2 separate regions of the Mus musculus genome follow, and region 2 is linked to region 1. A link is a loop called in an ENCODE intact Hi-C map of the cell type or tissue named here. Cell type or tissue: heart. All regions are shown on one strand. Each heading gives the region's core, and the rest is flanking DNA. Links, peaks and the distances in the headings are about the cores only.

The links. Hi-C counts contacts between places; a loop is a spot of excess contacts. Peaks named below come from ENCODE experiments on the same cell type or tissue, not always from the same donor. Only the 100,000 strongest peaks of a DNase experiment are listed, where the experiment ranks them.
Region 2: it touches region 1 in a loop (6-fold over the local background); 1 of 42 quality-filtered maps calls a loop at or near these places.

What each region holds. Positions count from the first base shown.
Region 1 is chr9:15,353,289-15,361,928 of GRCm38, forward strand. Cep295 (centrosomal protein 295) reads right to left here and starts at 4,500. Exons shown (of 27, transcript NM_176976.4): 1 at 4,338-4,500; 2 at 1,318-1,448. The coding sequence starts at 4,455. In heart, for the core only: a CTCF peak has its summit at 4,492; a DNase peak (open chromatin) is centred at 4,503; H3K4me3 peaks cover 1,847 bases; H3K27ac peaks cover 1,469 bases.
Region 2 is chr9:15,277,275-15,285,427 of GRCm38, forward strand. Med17 (mediator complex subunit 17) reads right to left here and starts at 2,632. Exons shown (of 12, transcript NM_144933.2): 1 at 2,276-2,632; 2 at 283-449. The coding sequence starts at 2,519. 4931406C07Rik (RIKEN cDNA 4931406C07 gene) reads right to left here. Exons shown (of 9, transcript NM_001199485.1): 9 at 6,063-7,717. The coding sequence ends at 7,544. In heart, for the core only: a CTCF peak has its summit at 2,630; a DNase peak (open chromatin) is centred at 2,687; H3K4me3 peaks cover 2,182 bases; H3K27ac peaks cover 1,642 bases.

The sequences.
Region 1 (8,640 bases), core at 2,375-7,374:
TTAGAAAATTTTTATTGCATTCATTTGTGTGTGTGTGTGTGTGTGTGTGTGTGTGTGTGTGGTACAGCACAGGAGCCAGAAGACAACCTGCGTGAGGGTCCCTACTTGAGGACCTGGACTGCCAAGCTTGACAGTATTACCTACTCAGCCATCTCAGCAGCCCTCAAAGGTATTTCTAAAATTACTTAATCAAATCTTGTGGAGCTGGAGAAATGGCTCAGTGTTTAAGAGCACTGACTGCTCTTCTAGAGGTCCTGAGTTCAAATCCCAGCAACCACATGGTAGCTCACAACCATCTGTAATGGGATCTGATGCCCTCTTCTACTGTGTCTGAAGTCAGCTACAGTGTACCCATATAAATAAATCTTTAAAAAAAAATCTTGTTTCATCTCCCCTCCCTCTAATAACCCATAAGATGCTAAGAATAAGGTGATTTCACAAGTTTCACAGTTAAGGTTCGATGAGAGCCCCCTCTCTGGAGCACATCGCCTCTGATTCTAGGTGGAATCTATTTCATGACTCACACAAGCTTTAGACTGCTAGAAAGGGAAATCTAAACTGTCCTAACAAATTTGTCTTAAGACACTCATGTCAGTAAGTCTGTTTCATCTTCCCAATAGTCTTTTCCAAATTCTTCTTGAGCTTCCTTTCCTAATGCTCACCAACTATGTACCACTGAGAAATGGGACAGATTTTAACAGCCAGAAATTGAGGAGGATTTCTGCAAATAACGTCTTCTGGACATAAGGTAAGTGTTGAGGCATGGATCTTGCTGACACAAGATCAAGTAAGTCAGCCCTCCTGAGCGGAGGGAGGGCTCATGAGACCCCACCCTCACTACAGAGCTATTGGGAGCTGACAGCTGCTGGGGGACAGTTCTCTTCAGCAATATGGTCCCACAGTAAACTGCCCATGCTCCAATGGATGGCACAATGCAAAAGCAGGAAGAATTAAACGAACTTTGGGTTATTTAAAAAAAAAAGACTGAAATAGGGAAAATATGAAAGTTGGAGAGAAAATGGAGAAGAGAGGGGTGAATAATGATCTAGATATAGTCTATCCACATATGCAATTATCAAAGAATAAAACAATTCTAAAAAATAGATAGTTAAATAACTGATTTCCAATACTTGAGTTAAGCAATATCTTTCAATTCTTCTCAAATCTACTTACCAGCTTATTTTTCAAATATAAATAAGCAAGAACCAGGACTCTTTCAAGGACAGAAAAAGCTTGTAAATGAACTTTGTTTATAACAATCTAATCCAAAATATATGAATGTTTTAAGGAAGACAAAAAACTCCAAGTAAATGATACCTGCAGCAATCTTAGTTTTCGTCTTCTTTCATAATCTTCCTTCAAAATGAAGGCTTCTTCACTAGGGCTCAATCTCAGCTTTGTATTCATTCCCTTTCTTTTCATTTCTGAGTATGTTAAATATAAAGGATCTGAATTGAGGAGAAATAAACAGATGAGTGCCTATGAAATATATTACTGAAATATGGTAACAAAATGATTTTAAAACTTCATGTTAATATTTTCAATATTTAAAGGGTAATCTATATTTACTGTATACAGGTAAACTAAGTCCAACTTAGTTATAGTTCTGAATCTGCTCTTTAGTTCACTGGTTGTCAGTTGGATGAGGAAAATGAAGAGTGGGGAGAACTCACAGATTCGCCCCCATCTATACCTGACTGACAATAGTTCAGACCTTTTTTCCCTGTCTTGGCATTTCCATACTTTATTAAGCACTTAAAAGATGTATTGGCATCAAACAAATGTTTTCACAAGTACAACTTAACACTGATAACCTGTACCTAATAAAAATAAAAAGGTAACTTTAGGGGTCCCTGGGTTGCTGTACATAATTTGATCTCTTAGCACCATTAAATCTCATGGAATATTATCAATTCCATGGGCTTCGTTTAAAATATCCCTCAACAATTACAAACATGTTGTATTAGTTAGGGTTCTATTGTTTCAATAAAACACCATGACCAAAAGCAACTTGGGAATAAAGGGTTTATTTCAGCTTGTATATCACAGTCCATCAGTAAGGGAAGTCAGGGCAGGAACTCAAATGGCAGAAACATGGAAGCAAGGAGCTGATACAGAGGATCTGTCTGCATGGTAATGTGCTGGTCATTGGCTCACTCCAACTACTTTCTTATCCCATCCAGCATGACCTGCCCAAGGACGGCACCGCATACAATAGGTCTGGCCCTTCCACATTAATAATTTATCAAGAAATTGTATTACAGATATGACTATAGGCAGATGTTATGTAAGCATGTTTTAATTGAATGTTCTCTCAGTGACTCTAACCTGTGTCAAGGAGATATAAAAGTTAACAGGATACTTTTTTTTGGATGACCATTTTTAAAAATCCCTATGGGATAATTATAATGGCTTAAGTACTTAGATTCCTGGGTCTCCTCTTCTATTGCTAAGGCTGGGTGCTGCTGATATCCCCCTTAGACCTTCCTCCTGTCTCTGCAGTGCTGGGATGGAACTCCAGGCTTTGCACATACATGCTCATGTTTCCACTGCACTACAATCCCACTCCTCTTCTCTAGAACTTAAGAGTTTTCTTTAACATGCTCCTATCTAGAGGAATGTGCTCTGTGAAAACTGGTGTCATTTGAAACTCTTTCCAAGTAATTCTGCTATCAACCTGTTCCTAGCACAGCATGCCACGATCTTAACTGAGATGAGTGCACATCTCCCTGGTCTCTTTACAGTGATGAGGCAGGCAAATGTATTACTGGATATTTACTGCTAGCTTGAGCTCAGATGCTGCTAAGGAGCTGTCCTCTATGAATGACCTTCACATATGCATCTCACCTAGACTAGAGACTATTTATATTCATATAGGGATAGCTTTTCCTTTAGCTTTTCATTATTACTCGTCTTTTGTAGACAGGGTCTTAATAACTGAGTGATAGTAGCTATAGTTTTAAAAACTCTTAATGCTCAAATATAACAACTTAAAAATACTGTTTCAATGAGCTGCTTGGGTCACCTGGTAGAAACTACACCCCCACCCCCTTTTTTTTTCTTTTTTTGAGACAGGGTTTCTCTGTATAGCCCTGGCTGTCCTGGAACTCACTCTGTAGACTAGGCTGGCCTCAAACTCAGAAATCCGCCTGCCTCTGCCTCCCGAGTGCTGGGATTAAAGGCGTGCGCCACCATGCCCAGCTTGAAACCATTCCTTTTCACAGAGAATTCTTTATCACAATTGTGGTCAGGACAAGTATGATCTTATTCATCACCTCATCTCTTTTGTCTAAAAAACTGTCTTGCATCTTATAAATAATTCAGCGTGGACTGAACGAGAAAGTGACTAATCCATATACAGTACTACATGGCAGACCCAGTCATGACTTCATCGAAGAACAAATGTCAAACAGTAGTAATTGCTTGAATTGAAAACCTTTTCCGCACTCGGGAGGCAGAGGCAGGTGGATTTCTGAGTTTGAGGCCAGCCTGGTCTACAGAGTGAGTTCCAGGACAGCCAGGGCTACACAGAGAAACCCTGTCTCGGAAAACAAAACAAAACAAAAAAAGCCTTTTCCAATACACTCCACTGAATTCTTAAGAAAATACTCCTGAGGATGGTTGAGGCTCCAAGAGAGGAACATTTTAAGTTGTCCTCCATAGGAGACAAGTATTCCTCCTGCATCTATTAAGTAGAATCCTGTTACCTGGCTTGTTCACTAGTCATTTCTACCCATGTGGACTCTTCAAGTTCTGTGTTTTAAGTGTCCAATAATGATGGACACAGTAGGGCTTATCTTGATAGATTTCCTTCTAAGGATTAGGCAGTATCTGACACACAGTAACCAAAAAATTAATAGATGTGGATGCAAGAGCCATTCATTAGCAAAAGGCAGAAGCCAAGTTTCAAATCCCTTGGGCCTTGTTAACTTTATTCCGTGTAAGGGGGTAATAGCCACCACACGTGGCTGTACTATATGTACGTGTGGCTTAATTACTACCCAACCGCCGAACACATTCTAATGTAAGACTGACGACAACCATTCGCTGCTGTAGGGTTTATTGCCTAGGCTGGTCTTGAACACGAGGCATTTCTCCTGCCTCAGCACTGCCTTGCATGTGCTGGGATTACAGGGTGAACTAACACTCTCGAATGAGACTGCCATTTTTTTCATAGCTTGAGTGTAGGAAGAGTACCAGAAGAGCTACGGGTGGCGGATGCCTCAGAAAGGCCGAGCTCTCTGTAGGGCCGGCCTCGGGGCGGTTTAAAGGGCCGGAAGGTTCGCCAGCCTGCTCGCGGCCAGCCAGAAGAACCCTGGCGGGCCTCCGTCACTCACCTGACAGCGTGTGTGGTCTGGCCTCACGACACACAGGCACCCGCACCCGGCCGGCTACCCAGCAGCCGTTTGGGTACCTGCGGGACAGCCATGACCCGGCTCTCGTCACTTCCGTCATTCAAACGGCCCGCCAATGGCGGGATCGGACGGCGGGAACCAGCTTAGGACCGCCTCCGCAGGGGCCGCCCGGAAGGCCGCGCCGTGCCAAGCCCCCGCCCACCTCCAGCTCGGCGCACGCGCAGCCCCGCCCACGTGCACGCACGCACGCACGCACGCGCAGCTTGCGCAACGGGCCATTATCCCTCTCAACTGTCAGGGTCTTGTCCCACTTGCTCTGTGGTGTTTTGTCGCCGGCAGTCAATCCTGGGTCGGGTTCAGAACATGAAGGAGGATGTGTGGAATCGGCGGAAGACTTGGACCAGGAAGTGCAGTTCACATACTATACTCTGACACCGAGACAACTCAGACTACCTTTATTTATACATCTAGTTTTCCACGTCTCTTTTAAGAACTTCCTATGTTCAACCAAGTGCACACTGTACTTCCTTCTCAGTCGCCACGGTTTCCTGCTAACCCATGAACAGTATCAAGAAAGATGAAATATAGATTGAGCACGTGGCTAATATCTAACCCAGCACATTGATACATAACCAATTGAGGATACAGTACAGAGAGGCGATAAACTACATACCCGAGAAATTCTGATTTAATTATTGACACCTAGCCTGTCCCCTTAGGAAATCTCATTCCTCTAGTGCCCAGGGCAAATTAGTAAACCGAGTCAGTTGCTCATCCTTGCTTGGTGTAACCTCTGAATATTCCTGTTAAGTCTTGGAACCAACAATCCAGAAAGACCTTCTTAAGCTTTTAATACCCATGTAACTATTGTTTGGAACAGCACTGTAGGGCAAATTGTTGGAACTAAGTAACCATAAGGAGAGAACATCTGGATGTTAGCTGGTGTACACAGACTAGGCCCTCTTGTTGACCAACCGCATCATTATTAACAAACACAGGAGTAGTGGTCTATTCCACTTTCATGGCCTCAGAGACAAATAGGAATGAATCACAGTCCAAACTTTCTGATTCTAGAGAAACATCTGTCACAAACAAAGTAAAAGCAAATACTTCCAATAACAAAGTCAAACACACAAATGCAAGGCAAAAGCGAACCAAGCATTCCTTGGGGAAAGGCCAGGAGATTCTGTTCCAATATCCCATAGGTCTTTGCCATGTGGGGACCCAACTCCTCAGGCCTTGCCATAAGGAGATCCATCTGCATTAAACTCATGCACCATTCCCAGCAGAGGCATGTTCACTTGGTCGCAAGTCTGGAAGAAGAGGTGTAGCAAGCACTTTTGGTTCAGTTGCCTGACACCCCTCTGTCATTTGCTGACCTGATGACTGGACAGCTCTACCCAGCTGGCGTCTTGGGCAGAAAGTACTCAAGTGGAAATCTGAGCTTGAGACATGTTCTGTTTTGAATAGGAAACCAGGAGGGATCAGAGCAAGCTCAGTAGGGTGAGAGAGTGTCAGCCTATACATTGTGGGGGAACACTCTCATAGAAGCAGGGGGATGGAGGATGAGATAGGGGTTTTCGGGGGTGGGAGGACTGGGAAAGGAGATAACATTGGAAATTTAAAGAAAATATTCAATAAAAATAAAATTTTTAAAAAATTGCCGCATTTTATTGGTTATATACGAGGGCCAGCCCAATTCAAGTTAGGAGGAAGTTATCTCTATGAGAGATGCTGTGGGCAGCTTAATCCACTGTGGTGTCCTTAGTTATACTTGGCCTGCCCTCTTCCCATGGTCCATGGAGACCCAACGATTAAGGCATGTGAAGGCAGTTTGCATATTTTTTAAAAGTATAAGATTATCTGCTTAGGCTTCTTTCTTAAGAACTTTGCCGTTTGATACAGACCCAGCACCCCAGGTCACAGAGGTATGGCCAAGACCAGGCCATTGCAACCCTCTAGCTCGCTTGCTATTGTGATGGGCATATGACCTAAAGTGGGTAAACCACAGTATTTTGCAGTAATTGTTCTTGGAATCAATAAAAATGAACACGTTCTTTTTTTAGTTCAAACTAGAATATGAATCTGAGAATCAGGTGACAACACAAGCTGATCTGAAAGCACAAGTGTGACATACACCAGAGAGCACAAAGAGGTAACTCTGTGTACACCTGTTCACTTGTATTTTCTGACAGGAACTCTGAATTTAAGATGCTTTCAATATGGAGTTCTGTGTTTTCTAAATTAAAAGAGGCTGAAGTTTTGTTTGTGAGACTTGATCTCACTGAATGCTCTGGAACTTGACATAAAGATAGGCTGACCTTGAACTCACAGAGATCCTCTGCCTCTATGTTCCTAATGCTGTGATTAAAGGCATGTGCCATCCTGACTTGTGAGGCTATAGATTTATCTCTGTAGACATGATATCTGGTATCATGGGGGATAAAACAAAGTAATGTTTAATACGTTGGCTCTAGAGTCCAACTTTTTGGTTGTAAATTTCTAGTTTACCAACTCTGACTCTGTGCTAATTCCTGAACTTCCCCTAGAAGTCAGTTTTATCAACTCAGATGTAGTAAAACTGTTCCAAAGGTGGCTGTGAGATTTAAAGCTGTTAGGACAATGCCTGGCACAAAGTACATGACATGTGCTACTTTCTACATTTTGATTTTTAATACATTCTTTCATAAATCTTGTTTTGGAGACAGGGTCTCTCTATGTGGTCCTGGCTGTCTTGAAACTTGCTGTGTAGACAAAGCTGGCCTTGAACTCACAGAGATCTGCCTCCCTCTGCCATCTGAGTGCTGGGATTAAAGGCATGGCCACCACATCCCATAATACTTTGTTTTTGACTGAAGAAAACTGAAAATGGACTTTTAAATATGTGTTTTAAGACTCTGGTTTTGATTTTAATTATGTCTTTGAACTTTAGAGATGTAGAGAAGGTAGATATGCTTAGATTCTAATGTTGTCCACCCATTGGGAATGAGTGTGTGTGTGTGTGTCTTTGAACACAAGTGTGCACATGCATATGTGTGTGCACATGTTTGGAAGTCAGAGGTTAGTGCCAGATGTTTTTTTCTATGACTCTTCATCTTGTCTTTTGTAACAAAGTCTTTCACTGATCCCAGAGCTAGATTGAGTGGTAGTAAGACTAACAGATCTTAAGGGATATACCTGTCTCCAAACATCCACTCCCTGTACCCACAACACCACCATGCCTTGTTTTTACATGTGTGCTGTGGATATGAACATAGTTACTCAGAGATACTTTATTCATTGGACCATTTACCTGGCCTTGGAGTAAACAATCACTGCTGGTCAGAGGAAGCATTGTGACATTAGTGTGGCTAGTTTTTGTGTTTGTTGCTTCTCTTAAGAATATAGCTGAAGTCAAGTCAGCTTGGAGCATTGGTTACTTTAGCATCATGTGGCCACAGAACCTGGAAGGCACAACTTAATGGAGGGAAGAAAGATTTATTCTACCTTACAGTTTTAGAGGTCTTCAGTCCATCCCAGCAGAGAAAACAAGAAGCAGTTCCTATCTTGGTGGACAGGAAGAAGAGAGAGTAAAATGGGAACAAGTCCAGGATGATATTCTCTCAAGGTCAATGATCAACACCTTCAAACGAGGCCCCACTATCAAAAGTTCCCAGCTAGCACCACCACGTAGAGTGCAAGCTCTGCCAGGCTGACACCGAGGAGACAATGCATTCAAGTCACAGCACAAGTTTCACATACAAGAGAATGAAGAGATAGCTTCATAGCTCTGAGTTCACTTTAATCTCTTACCATATCTGGGGAAAACCCCTAACATTTAAGTGGGGGGAGTCCTCAGAGTCTTATGTATAAAATCAAAAGAGTGTCCTGTGGTGTGCACTCCTGTAATCGTGGCACTCAGGACTCAGAGGCAGGAGAATCACCACAAGTTTGAAGTAGTCTAAGGTACATAGCCAGTTCCTGGCCAACTAAGGATGTGCAGTGAGATGCCTATTCATCAAACAACTAAAAAAAAAAGAAAAAAAAGAAAAGAAAAGAATATCTTTCAGGAACAGAAGCAGCCTGCCACTCTGGCTCTCCAGATATTAGCACCACAAGTGGCAGTTCAATGGTGGTGAGACTGGATATGCAAGAAAAGATGGGCTTAGACACTTCCAAACTACAAGTACCATTTCAAAGCCATGGCACAGGGCCTTTACTCAAGGAAGAAATGAGAAGCATGAGCTAGAGAGATGGCTCAGCAGTTAAGAGCACTTGCTCTTCTTGCAGAGAACCCAGGTTCCAT
Region 2 (8,153 bases), core at 1-5,000, 78 kb before region 1:
TAACACTAATGATACTTTATTATGTGTACATGTGTGTATGAGCATATGAAGGGGTCAGAGGGGTGTCAGATCTCCTAGAGCTGGACTTACAGGCATGTTTAAGATGCCTGATGTGGGTACTACGAATCGTCATCTGCAACAACAATGTGTTCTTAATCACTGGGCCATTGCTCTAGCTTGTGGATTTAATTTTTCAACAAAGTAAAAGGGAACAAGATGCATACAACCAAATACTGGTCCTGGGACTTAAAGAAAAGATGTTCAGTTAAAAGGCACATGTACCTGTTTGGGAGGAAGAGCATCCTGAGAGACGGGGTCCAGAGTCATGAACTTTTTGTCCCTGACAATACTGAGGACATCATAGAGAACACACATCTCTGTAAGGGCACTTCGCAAATTGTTCCTCACAGAGTCCCAAGGCCACAAAGAAGGTTGGAATTTTACCAACCCTGAAAAACAGAAAAGAAAAGCAGAAACACATGTGTACTGGTTACACTGACTACAGAACAGAAGGTGGCTCTTTTAGAGGTTTAAAAGCGTGAAAAGGAGAAATGAGCTCTCCTCCAAACCACCTCTCCTTTACTTCCTTCTCATACGCTTTCTTCAACTGTTAACACTTAAGACTCCTCTTATGGCAAAACAAATGCCAGTCTAATTTCCACAGGCCAAAGCTGTCATCATATCTCAAGTAGGCACTCGAATCTTTCTAAACCTAGGGCTTCATTCATCCCAGATAAGCACTAAACTATATCCCCCATCCCCACAAAAGCCTTTAAAATAACCTGTTTCCTTCCAACATTTAGAACTTGAACTTCCAACATTCCTGAACTATAAAACAACAGGCAAAGCCCCAAATGGCCTACAACACCAGCATTACCATTGGCTGCACGAATAGACCTTCCCCCCACCCCACCCCCCCACCCCTGAGACAGGGTTTTGGGATTAAAGGCATGAGCCAACACTGCTCAGCTATACCTTTCTTTTAACCAATTTTTTTGTTTCGTTTTTGTTTTTGTTTCTCTGTGTAGCCCTGGCTGTCCCGGAACTCACTTTGTAGACCAGGCTGGCCTTGACCTCAGAAATCGGCCTGTCTCTCTGCCTCCCGAGTGCCCGGCTTCTTTTAATCAATTTTTAATAAATGCTCACTCTAAGGAGTTCATGATAAAGGATCAGGGAGTGAAAGTCAAAAGTTTTCTTTTAATCTTAGGCCTAACTCTCCTCCCTCCTGAGACATATCTCAACCCAGCATACAGGAACTAGTCACTCTTTCACACACCACAAGATATTTGGAAGCCAGGAGGCATGCCATTTAAGCCTGTCCCTTAATAGACAGGTCAAATGTTCCTAATGACATCAGTACTGGATCTTAATACATACCTGTGCTCTATAGTTCTTTCTGTGGGTGGGGGATTTCATGGATCAAATGTGATACACATTTAGAATTTTGCATTTAAAACTACTGAGCTGGCATGCCTTTCCAACACTGGATAATGACAATGTTGGGCTTGTTTAAGATTTAAAAAAAAAAAAAAAAAAAAAGATTTATTTATTTATTTAATGGATGTAAGTACAATGACGCTGTCTTCAGACACACCAGAAAGAAGGGGGCATCGGATTCCATTACAGATGGTTGTGAACCACCATGTGGTTGCTGGAAATTCAACTCAGGACCTCTGGAAGAGCAATCAGTACTCTTAACTGCTGGGCCATCTCTTCAGTCCCAGGTGTTTTAACTTTCTGTCAAATTTATGAAAACTACATTTAAATTTTTCTTTATTTATTGAGATGGTGTCTATTTGCTCATGTTTTTCATTAATCTGACTGCCTCTGCCTGGCGAATTACCACACTAAACACGAACATCCTCACTTAAACCGATTCTGTCACATCACTAAATCGAAAACTGTGGTTTCAAATTTTGGTTTTTTTTGATAATAAGGAGAATCCAAAGTCTAGTCTGGTTGCTTCTCCAAACTCCCCCTCTTCAGTTTTGTTTTCTTGTAATTCATTCACCTCAAAGTTTCAGTGGTCATTTTAAGTATCACCTGTTTCCACCTAAAATCACCCCCAAAAGCTTTCAGCTGTTCTTTATTAAAAAAAAAAAAAAAAAAAAAAAAAAAAGCGAATGCCTCTTCTCCTGGCCTGAACAGGACCCCGAGTCCCGACCGGGTCGGCCTTCCCACTGCTGTCAATACTTCTCAAGGCCACCCACCACAAAACACAGTTTACCCTAGGGGAGACCCTGGGATAGAACCAGCAACGAGGGCGAAGCCTCACCCTCCTCGTCGTCCTGGTCGGCTCCCGCGCCCCCCCAGTCCGGCGCATCGCCGTCAGGCCCTGCCGCCTCCTCCTCCTCAGAGCCAGAGCCCTGGCTGAAGTCGATGCGCTGTGCCAGGCGCGCCAGGTTCTGCGACATGGACAGCGGCTGCAGGTACGTCTCGGTGCCATCAAGGCCCACCTCCTGCACCTGCTTCTCGCAGGCCGACTCGATGCTGATGCGCACGGCTCGCACGCCCGACATGCTGGCGGCGGCCTGAGGGCGACTCGCCGGAGACTCAGAGTACAGCACCGACACGGAAGGCTGGAACAAGCTTCCCGCAAGCCCGACGCGGCGGCCGGGAGGAAGCAAACTACCCACTGCTGCCCCACAATCCTCCGCGCAGCGTCTCGCGGAACACTATGAGCATGCGCGAAGGGCCAGCTGCCCGGACATTTCCTGTAGGTTGCACGTGAGAGCCAGGAACTTCCGGCTGACCGGGCTCAGCCGCTGCAGTGCAAGTGGAGTGGGCTGGGTTTATGTAGATACGCTGGGCGTTGTAGTTTGTTTGTTTGTTTGTTTGTTTGTTTAATTGGTTGCTTGGTTTTTGAAATAGCTTTCTTGCTGGCCTGATTAATTTGTTGATTAGTTATTGAGACACGCAGCTTTTTTGTTAGTTGGTTAGTTATTTGATTTTTGAGACACGCAGCACACACACCAGCACTCCCGCTGATTCGGTCTGGGAGCCCGTCCGTGGGATGAGTCCACTCACTTTCCGGGTAGGTTTTCACTTCCTAGTTAAACCTCTCTGGGAACATACTCCCAGAGGTGTTTCCCCTAGGTGACTTTACATTCGTGAAGTTAACGATGAAGACGTACGTAAGGGCTTTACATTTATGTAAGCACTCACAAAGACTGTCGACGGTAGTTAACTATAATTCGCAGCTGTTTGAGTCTCTCTGTTGATGGAGCTGCCTCCAGCAAAGAAGACCGAGTCAAACAGCTAGCAGGACTACCATCCAAACTGCACCAGCTGTCTTAAACACTCCAAGAACACTCAGATATGCCTACACGAAAGATTGCAACTGATTGTCCTGGCCCAGTAAGCACAGCTTGGGCCAGGGCTTTGTGCAGACCTGTGACTGGTGGCTTAATGATAAATGGAGGACTATGCTATCTCTCCAGACATGCAGCCACCCTTACACGCATACACTCACACATTCACAGACATGTACACATATAAACAAAAGACACCGGTGTTTAGCCAAACAAATGGCTGTGATTGGCCCAAATACCCCGTCTTGGGTTGTATGAGCAGGCTACTCCTCAGGTGGTCCACCAAGAGGCACTCTCCTTTCCTCATGGTGTTAGGATGTCATGTCCAGCAATGTCTTTCACTGAGTGGCCTTTCTTACTTTCAGCCTGCAGGCTGCACCAGAAAAAGCAAGGAACATTAGCTGGTTGGCAACAGTGCCCCACAGCTTGATAGGTACTAACCCCTATACTTCTGTCCAGCCATTTCGTTTTCTGTTTGTTTGTTTTAAGAGTTTCTCTGTGTAGCCCTGGCTGTCTTGGAACTCACTCTGTAGACTAGGCTGGCCTTTGATACCACTTTGAGTCTAATCTTGGGCTCCTGAACAACCTTGCCTTGTCTAGAAATCATTTGTCAAGTCCTTGGGCCCTGGCTTCCCACAATGAAGTGTAGATGGAGGCGTTAGCATAGCTGTCTGACAGCTGAAGAATCTATAGCCTGCAGAAGCCTCTGACTTACTATTGACAATGTCCACAGGCCTGTATCCCGCTGGTAGTGCTGGTGCAGCCACTAAAGCTTTGGAGATTCCATCTCCTGGAGGAGATGCTTCCTGGGTGACCCTAGTTGGGCCCAGTGTTTAGAGTCGGAACAGCCCACCAGGTGCCCTGGCTCTCAAACACTTCTCTACAGTGCACCTCTCACCCTGCCCCCCAACACTGTCACCACTCATTGCTGTCTGACACGGAGGAGAACAAGCTTGCCTACCCAGGGTTTCCATCAGGGCAGAGCAGAGAGCACTTAGCCAGTTGAACACTGAAGAGTACCAATTCTTTCACTTGGCAGTCCAATGTCTGCAGGTAAACGTGTGTCTCCGTGTGTCTGTTCTTCCCATGCACGTGTAGGTGCCATGGAATTGCTGGCGCTGTAGTTACAGTCAGTTGGGAGCTGCCTGATGTGGGAGGCAGGGAATAGACTTGGGTCCTCTGGAAGACCTGCAAGCACTGCAGAGCCATCTTCCCAACTCCTGAGTCTACTTCTGATGCTTGACTGCAGGCGGCCTTTAATCCTACATTTGATAAATCAAGAGCACTCGAATGCTCCATTGATGTCTGGGGGAAATTCAAAGCTCGTGCAGGAACTAGTAAAGCCAGTCTCTCCTTATTTTGTCAGGCCATTTTTTTCAGACAGGCCTAGTAGCTCTCCTGATCTCTCTAGAAACCTTCCTTACATCATGATTAGCACCTTGTAGGTATGTGATTTCATTAGTCTTGATATTTGAATCAAACAAGGAAGTGAGTCCATCCTGTCAGTGTGGGACTCCACATGGAAAGAGAATTCTGTTTATGTTCCACCCCTGCTGTATTTCTCTTCATATAATATTTGTTTGGTTTCTTCAACTAAACATATCCCAGAAACTAGTGACATATCTAACATGATCACCCACCCAAAAATATTTACTGTGTGCTTATTTTGGCACTGTGCTCCAATGGTGAATTAATACCTCTCTCAGCTCCAGAGCGCAGGGTAAGTGAGAGGAGAGAATACTAGTTCTAAGCTGGGGTGACAAGTGGATCAAGCCCTTGTTGCACAAGGGTGAAGGTTGGAGTGGCAGCTCATATGCATTCCCAGTGCTCAAGGAGGTAAAGACAGGACCACACTGACTGACTAGCCTCCCTGAGTCAGCAAAGCTCAGTGTTTAAGGTGGAGGGAAATCAGATACTGAGCAGAACCTCTGGCTTCCATGTGCATGTGCACTCATGCTGTGGACATGCAAGCATGTAGCACGTACACACATATGGCCTTTCCCAGCCTTGAACATCTGCCATGACAAGCCTTATCAACCTGGACAGAGACATCTGTTTTGGCTGCAGTTGCAGGTTCCCATGGGAACTTTGATGTTTTGGCTGTTTGCGTTGACCTTGCTGCTACAACATACTCCATCTGAAGAAGGGGATTTTGTGTTTTTTTCCTTTATACATGCAAAGCTTATTGTTAAACTTTGAACCTTGATCAGAACCTTTGTATTGGCTTCATCCTTCTCTCGCCCTCTTACCTTATTTCCAGGCCCCCCTTTCAGGTAAACCCAGTTTGCCCATGGTTGCTGGATGGCTACACATACACATATAAAAAATAGTAATATTGTTTTTTAAAGATATATATATGTGTGTGTGTGTGTGTATTTGAGTACACTGTAGCTGTCTTCAGACACACCAGAAGAGGGTATCAGATCCCATTACAGATGGTTATGAACCACCATGTGGTTGCTGGGAATTGAACTCAGGACCTCTGAAAGAGCAGTCAGTGCTCTTAACCGCTAAGCAGTCTTTCCAGCCCAGTAATATTGTTTTTGTTGAAGTAAGATATTCAAAGAAACTATCAGCTGATCAGCTGGGCAGTGGTGGCGCACGCCTTTATTCCTAGTATCTGGGAGGCAGAGGCAGGCAGATCTCAAGTTCAAGACCAATCTGGTCTACAGAGTGAGTTCCAGGATGGCCAGAACTACACAGAGAAACTCTTGTCTCAATAAACAAACAAATGAAAGAAAAGAAAAAAAAAACAGTATTAAGTGATTTTATTCAGTTTCACCTCAAAAATCATGTTTAATTAAAAATAACACTATTATTAAAAATAATACAAGACATGTGCATTACAAAGTAAAGAATCAGAAAACGTTTAGGGCTTAGTTCTAAAGAGTTCCTAGACCCACATCTTATTGCCATTGGGAAGGTTGGAAAGTTGATTTCTGGCTAATGATCATCACAGGTTCTATGACACAGAACAGCAAGGAGTTTTCTAACCATCATCACCATATGCTAGCCATCAGCGCTCAGTAATAGTGTAATATCCTTTGAAAAGCACAAAAAGATTCCTTGAATGTAGTCACTTTGGGAAGAGGAATAAACAGGTCTCTGGATTCCCACCCCTCCCCCACCATCCTGCAGAATTCATGCTGGGTCCTGGCATGAGGTTCAGGTTTAAATAGAAGGCACGAGGTATACCTAACTAAGCAGATCAAGCTGTGGTCCTGCCCACCACTGTTGTCTGGGTTCCTGTTTGTCCTGAGAGGTACGTGACATCTTTCCAGAAGACAAGTTCCTCCTCTGGCTGGCACCAGGCTTCAGCCTTTTCCTTCTCCTGCCATGAAATTCCTGAGGGAATTCCAATTTCTTGTGGTTCACTGTCTCAACAGTCTATATAGCCAAAGAAAGGGCACAAAAGTGTCTCTTTAAGACACCACATAATAAGAGGGTAGTTTTATATCTCATGATGGGGAGTGGCCATGTTAGGTGTTGTGTTTTGTTGCTGTTTCTTTTCTTTCTTATCTTGCAAACAGTATTACGAAGGTACAAACTGTTGGGTAGAGACCTAATTCAGGCGGAGCCTGGCTCATCAATGCTACTAACATCTGTGGAAGGCAACTGCAGACTTCTGAGTGTGGGTAGTCCTGAGTGCTGAGAACGTAGTGCACTGATTTCCACAGTGGGCTTTTAAAACTCAGTGCAAAGATCCCACACTGTTGTGTCTAATACTCCCTTAGCCCTTGTGAGATGAACTTGAAAAATTTAGTAATGCCACCCAAATGTAAGTTATTCCTAGATAGCAGGAATAATGGAAGGTCCCTGTCCATATTCATATCTGTGGTATGAAGAGAAGGTAGACTTTGCTGGGCTATAAAGACAGAAGATTGGTTTACTAAAGTGAGCATCTCAATTAGCTATCTATGTTCCCAATACGCTCCCCTCACATGAAGATGTTAAATAATATGGTAATATGAGTGTCATATGTCCACATCCTTGCATTTCAAATGCCATAAAAATAGTGTTTGTGTAGTGATTAATTTTATTAGCTGTGCTGGGGATTAAGGTAGGGCCTTGGCTGCTTGCTAGGGAATGCCTCTCTCTCTCTCTCTCTCTTCCTCTTCCTCTCTTTCTCCCCGCCCCCCCCCCCGCCCCTCTCTGGTCCTCTACTGTATTTTTGAATTACTATCAGCTGCTGGGTTAGTAACTTAACCTTAGCTAACCATTACACAGCTGCTTTAATCTCTCCCAAAGGCATGGGTCTCTTTGGGCTGATCAATGCGATAGAGGAACTGTGCAGGTGAGAAGTATCCAAGGTACTCCACTGTGTCTGGGGTCGTATCGTAGTGGTAGTGTCCACCTTCTCCATGATGACTGAAGAAATGTGTGTGCTCCAGTCGCAAATCAAGTCCCTAGGACAGCAGGCAGTCTGTTAGTATGGATTCAAATCATTTTGAATATAGTGTATTGAAGGGGAAGGAGAGAAGCCTTTTGGTACTTTTTCTTAAAGGTTTTCTTTATGGCAGGAACTTATTGTGGCTGAGACTAGCTTTGAACTCCCAGTCTTCCCACTGTATCTTCTGAGTGACAGATCACAGGATCTACCCCTAAACCTGTAATTCAATGTTTTGTAGTGCTGGTTGGTCCTTGACTCCAAGGCCTCATGCATGCTAAGCAAGGGCTCTATCACTGAGCTACATCTGCAGTTGACCAGTTTTTAAGTAAGCAATGGAGTCACACTAAGGAAAAGCAAGGATGCTGGTGGGTACAGTCAGTGCAATCACTAGAGTGCACTGCCCTCTTTTCTTTCTTCAAGGCAGCAGATATGAGCACCTTCCTTCATGTCCT